Regions from separate parts of the Homo sapiens genome. Here region 1 is linked to region 2. The links are chromatin loops, found by intact Hi-C in ENCODE. Cell type or tissue: body of pancreas. All regions are shown on one strand. Links, peaks and the distances in the headings refer to the core of each region. The heading gives the core; the rest is flanking DNA. Region 1 overlaps IFFO1 (intermediate filament family orphan 1). Region 2 has its middle 14 kb from the start of CD27.

The links. Hi-C counts contacts between places; a loop is a spot of excess contacts. Peaks named below come from ENCODE experiments on the same cell type or tissue, not always from the same donor. Only the 100,000 strongest peaks of a DNase experiment are listed, where the experiment ranks them.
Region 1: a loop joins it to region 2, with 2.9 times the contacts of the local background. A loop is called at or near these places in 92 of 110 quality-filtered maps.

Annotation. Positions count from the first base shown.
Region 1 is chr12:6,539,287-6,542,196 of GRCh38, forward strand. IFFO1 (intermediate filament family orphan 1) reads right to left here. Exons shown (of 10, transcript NM_001193457.2): 9 at 2,226-2,356; 10 at 253-1,302. The coding sequence ends at 1,197. Among named protein-coding and RNA genes, the nearest start is that of GAPDH, 6.2 kb to the left of the region's middle. RefSeq lists enhancers at 284-493, 1,274-1,423, 1,454-1,593. In body of pancreas, for the core only: no CTCF peak of the experiment used is centred there; a DNase peak (open chromatin) is centred at 1,445.
Region 2 is chr12:6,429,006-6,431,915 of GRCh38, forward strand. No RefSeq gene overlaps it. Among named protein-coding and RNA genes, the nearest start is that of CD27, 14 kb to the right of the region's middle. In body of pancreas, for the core only: no CTCF peak of the experiment used is centred there; a DNase peak (open chromatin) is centred at 1,716; H3K27ac peaks cover 563 bases.

The sequences.
Region 1 (2,910 bases), core at 245-2,744, 110 kb after region 2:
ACTAAAATTACAAAAATCAGCCAGGCTTCATGGCACATGCCTATAGTCCCAGCTACAGGCATGCTGAAGCAGGAGAATCGCTTGCACCCCGGAGGCAGAGGCTGCAGTGAGCTGAGACCACACCACTGCACTCCAGCCTAGGCAACAGAGTATGAGACTCCATCTCAAAAAAAAAAAAAGTACCTACCTCAGAGTTCAAACTAGTGAATATTAGGAAGTGCTTGAGACAGTGACACCAAAGTGCACAATAAATACTCGCCAGTTTCATTATTATTAAAGAATCCATTTGAATGTCAGCTCAACACAGCCTCCTATACCGAGGCATTGTGAACCGCATCTCCCCAGCTTCTCCAGGCTTTTCCAAGAATCAGGGACACTGTAGCCTGTTGGTCTCAGTGTATGACAGACACGGAGGAAGCACATCTTTAGCTGATACTTAAACAGAGACCCTGAGCGCACATACACCCGCGCACACATGCATGGAGCTTCACCTTCTCTGTCATTCTGCAGTGACCAGGAGAGCAAGAGCTCCCACCTCCCTTCAAAACACTGTGCCCATCCCGGGCACTAAGGCCTCTTTAAAGCACGGCACCTCCACGAGGGAGGGCCACAGCCACATACACTCCACCTGGCAGGTGGACAGCGTGAGCACGTGGACCATAGCAGGGACAAGGTGCCCCGGCCAGCCCCAACGCCCTCTGCCGCTGACAGGGACAGAAGCCCTCTCCAGCTGCGTGTGCTGCAGAGGCCATGCGTAGCCTCCAGCTGCATTCTATTCCACTCCAGTGCCTGGGCCAGTTAGCACCAGTGTGGAAGACAGTGAGCTGGCTCCGGACAACAGGGATGGAGGAAAGGTCCCACATTCACATTCCTGATACGTGGACAAGGTGAGGGGCCGCAATCGCTCTGGCAGCATTTTAAAGATGGGGAAGTAGCAGACACCCACGCGTGAAGGCAGGAGAGCCCCAACTGTGGTGGAAATGGCCCCAGAATGGTAGGGCCAAGCCTAGCTCCAGACACCCCAGAGCCCTGGAGAAGCCAAGACTGAGGGAGAAAGCCTGAGGGAGGAGCGCCCCAGTCCCCAGGGACCGGCCTGGTGCAGAGCTGCAGCTGATGTTCCCCTCTGTGCAGCCCCACCCTCTGCCTCGCTGAGCTCCCTGCTGCGAGGGCCTCGGGTGCAAGGGGGAGGCAGGTCTCTATCTCATGGAGCTGTCAGATGAGACATCGCGATCGGAGTCCTCAGCCTCGCTTGGCGGCGGCGGCGGGTCGCTAAGCGGGACCGCAGTGAAAGCAGGAGACTTTCTAGAAAAAAACACCAGTTGTCAACCTTGGGGCAGGCAGGAATCCTGAAGACGGACGGCACTCCTCCTCCTGCTGCCTCACCCTCTGGCAGCCCGTGAGAAGTACCGGAAGCGAGGGCGGGGCCGCGGGATGGCGAGGGAGCGGCAGGGACTGAACTCTCTCCAAACCCACCCTGACAGGGAAATGGGCCCCGCCTGTGTCTTGGGAACTCAGAGGCTGAGGTCAGGCATGATGGCTCACGCCTGTAATTCCAGCACTTTGGGAGGCAGAGGCGGGTGGATCACGACGTCAGGAGTTCAAGGCAAGCCTGGCCAACATGGTGAAACCCCATCTCTACTAAAAATGCAAAAATTAGCCAGGTGTGGTGGCGGGCGCCTTGGAGGCTGAGGCAAGATAATCACTTGAACCTGGGAGGCGGAGGTTGTAGTGAGCCAAAAAAAAAAAAAAAAGAAATAGCTGAAGTCACAGTAGGAGAGAAGCTGCTGAGCCTCCAGCACCCTGACTCTAGGGCCTTGGCTTTATGTCTATCTGCAGTATTTTTGTGATTTTTAAAAATTCACTTTCTTGTTGCGGTGTAACTTACACAGGGTCAAATGCACAAATCATGGCCCTGACTTTAGATAAAAATCTGCCCCCACAACCCTTCTGTTCCTTGCCAGTTTTTAAACTGCCTCTAACCAGGGGAACCACCAGAGCTGGTGGCCTTGGGAGGTTTCAGCCCTCCCGTCATGAATGGACATAGCTCATCCAACTGCCAAGGGAGAGAGCTGTGGGTCTGGGCCAGCCCCACCAGGTAACTCCCAAAGGGCAGCCCCACAGCAAGATGTGACCCAGTCATTGCCTGAGGGTCTCTGGGGCTGTGTTCCAACCTTTCTCCCCGCTGTGTCCCCCTGGAAGGCCCCATGCCCAGGGGAGGCGCCTACCGGTCTCCAGACTGGGTGATGAGCCGGCGGCAGGTCTCCATCTGCACGTCCAGGCCGCGCTTCATGCTGCACATCTCCATGTACTCGTGCAGGTGCCGGTTCATGTCGTTCTTGGCCGTGGCCAACTCCAGCTGTGGTGGGGCAGGCAGGGCCATCGGGGTTAACAGGTGGCGTTCACAGCGCCTCTGTTGCCCCCGCCAGGAGGCCAACACGCCAAGAGCAGTGGCTGGGCCGGGGGCCCAGGCAGCCATTACTGAAGGCTCAGATTTTAAAATAAACCAGACCAAGGCAGAAGGCAGCGAATACACCATTGTTTCCTCTGCTTTTCCTGGAAATCTTTGCCTATGGAGGAATGCAAAGGTACTGCTGCAGGCTGTGTTCTTTTAAGACTGATAAGAGTGGTGAGGAAAGTCAGTGTGGGCGGGATGGAGCAGATCCACAGGCTCCCAGGGCCACACAGGTTCCTATGGGGCCCGGCTCACCCCTCATCCCCTGTACTGCGCTGGTCCTGGGCTGTCCCCTCACTGCACTGTGAGCTCCCGTAAGGGTTAGCGACAGGTTTTCCTCATCCTGGCAGACCCAGACCTCGAAGGGAATTAACTCTCTCTGTGACCCGTGGCATACAAGCCTGGCTAACTGCTGAAAGGGGCCCAATCCTCTTACCATTCTCTCCTTATCACTTTAT
Region 2 (2,910 bases), core at 210-2,709:
GAGTCTCGCTCTGTCTCCCAGGCTGGAGTGCAGTGGCGTGATCTCTGCTCACTGCAAGCTCCGCCTCCTGGGTTCACGCCATTCTCCTGCCTCAGCCTCCCGAGTAGCTGGGACTACAGGCGCCCGCCACCACGCCCGGCTAATTTTTTGTATTTTTAAGAGACGGGGTTTCAGCATATTGGCCAGGCTGGTCTCCATCTCCTGACTTCGTGATCCGCCCGCCTTGGCCTCCCAAAGTGCTGGGATTACAGGCATGAGCCACCATGCCCGGCCCAAAATGTGAAATTTTTATGCATCAAAGGGCACTATTAAGAAGGTAAAAAGACAACCCACAGTATGGGATAAATTTTTTTTTTTTTTTTTCTGAGACGGAGTCTCGCTCTATCGCCCAGGCTGGAGTTCAGTTGTGCGATCTCGGCTCACTGCAAACTCTGCCTCCCGGGTTCCACACCATGCTCCTGCCTCAGCCTCCCGAGTAGCTGGGACTACAGGCGCCCGCCACAACGCCTGGCTAAATTTTTTTTTTTTTTTTTTTTAATTTTTAGTAGAGACGGGGTTTCACTGTGTTAGCCAGGATGGTCTCGATCTCCTGACCTCGTGATCTGCCCGCCTCGGCCTCCCAAAGTGCTGGAATTACAGGTGTGAGCCCCCGCCCCGGGCCAGAGAAAATATTTTCAAATCACTTATCTAGTAAGGTCTAGAATTCATAATATCAAAAAGAAAAAAAAAAAAACTCTTGCAACTCAGCAACAAAAGACACAAATAATTTAATTTAAACACGGGCAAAGGACTTGAACAGACATTTCTCCAAAGAAAATATACAAATGGCGATGAGCACATAAGAAGATTCTCAACATCATTAGTCTTAGTGAAATACAAATCAAAACCACAATAAGATACCACTTCACACCAACTAGGGTAGTTATAACTTTTTCAAAAATAGAAATGTATCTGTGATATTTGCACATCTTTGTGAATATAGTAAAAGCACTGAATTGCACATTTTTAAATGATGAAAATGATTCATTTTATCTCAGTAAAAGTCTAGCCACTGAATTGTACATTTTTAAATTATTAAAATGATTCATTTCATCTCAGTAAAAGTCAACAGGCACCAGGGATCCCTTCAGTTTGGGCTGGAGGTCAGTGCAGTTTGGGGGGTCATCAAATGCTGAAGCAGAAGGAGTTTAGGGGTCACGCAAGTCCCAGCTGCCGTGTGACAAGTGAGGTAAAGGACACACCCTCTGTGGAGGTCTGAAGTCCCCTGACATTAGTAAGGGAGGGACAGCAGAGATCTCCCCTGTCACCACGAGGCTTTTTTCAGCCCCCAGGGCAGATGGCAAGTGTATACCATGTTTGGCACCCCTGTGATTGGCAGAGGCAATGCAGGTTGGGTCTGGAGGACAAGATTGCTGTGGGGGAGAGCCAAGGGTGGACTTCAGAACACTGGTGGTGACATAAGGGTAAAAAGGCCTTGGTCACAAAAGAGGAAACACAAACAGCGCGATCATGGAAAGACGCTCAGCCTCCCCGGGAATGGGAAGAGTGCACACTGAAACAATGAGACAGCACTTTCCTCCAATGAGATGCTCAAAAACAGTTTGCTAATACGAAAGCCTGGCAGGACGTGAGGAAATATGTGCTATCATTCCACTGCTGGTGGGAGTGTGAATTGGTAGGGCCACTCTGGAGGGCAACTCGCCAGCATCTGTTAAAGTGAAAAATGTGCACACCCTGTGACTCAGCGATTCCGATGCCCCGCACTTATTCTAGAGAGACACTCCCACATGCACAGCGAAGTATGAGATGTTTATGCAACACCACTTACGATAGTGCATTGTTGGGAACAACCTAAGTATTCGGGAACCAGGAGAATGGCTAAAAAGCCTCTGCACATCCATTCTCTATTTAACGAAACGAGTAGTTCTAGAAGTATAAAATGAAATGATCTCCAAGACATATAACTGGATTAAAAGCACGAAAAGCAAATCGTAGGATACATACTGTATATCATTTATGGAAAGAACAAAACAAACACAAAAATACAACTGTGCTGGGGCCGATGGACAATTGTGCCTGGCAGGCTGAGTCATGAGGCCAGTTAACAAGCCTTTCTCTATCTGCAAAAAGAAGTACTTTAGAAAAGCAATATAAGAAGAACATGGACCAGGGGCAGTGGTTCATGCCTGTAATCTCAGCACTTTGAGAGGCTGGGGTGGAAGGATTTCTTGAGGCCAGGAATTTGAGACCAGCCTGAGAAACATAAAGAGACCCAGTCTCTACATAAAATTAAAAATCAGTCAGGCGTGGTAGTGTGCACCTCTGGTCCTAGATACTCTGGAGGCTGAGGTAGAAAGATCTCTTGAGCCCAGGAATTCGAGGCTACAGTGAGCCATGATTGTGCCACTGCACTCCAGCCTGGGTGAGTAAGCAAGGCTGTCTCTAAAACACAAAAAGAAGAAGAACATGGAACTGCCAGACTTGGGCTATTTCATTTCCCAGAGATAATTTTTTACCGAGTGGAGAGAAAATGGGTGGTTTGTTCCTTAGGCTCTATTTCTTGCTCTGTGCTAGAATTATCGCAGCTTTGTGTAAGATTTCCTTCAGCAAATATAGGTAGCCTGCGATGCCCCAAATAAGAAAGGAAAAGACAAAGTCAGATGTTACTGCTGTCGGTCATCTCAGGTATGAAAAAGAGAGGCAGGCCCCTTGCCAGGGAGAAGGAACAACCAGATGCTGTCCATGAGGCACTCTCCTACCTCTCCTAAGACAGGGGTCGCCCTTGCTCTGAAAAATTCAAGCAGAGAATCCTCAGGAGGAGTGGGGCCAAGAAATCAGAGTAAGAAATATTTGATTATTGCTTAATAACATTTTAAGTAGAAAATAAAATAATTTTTTAAAACAGGCTGG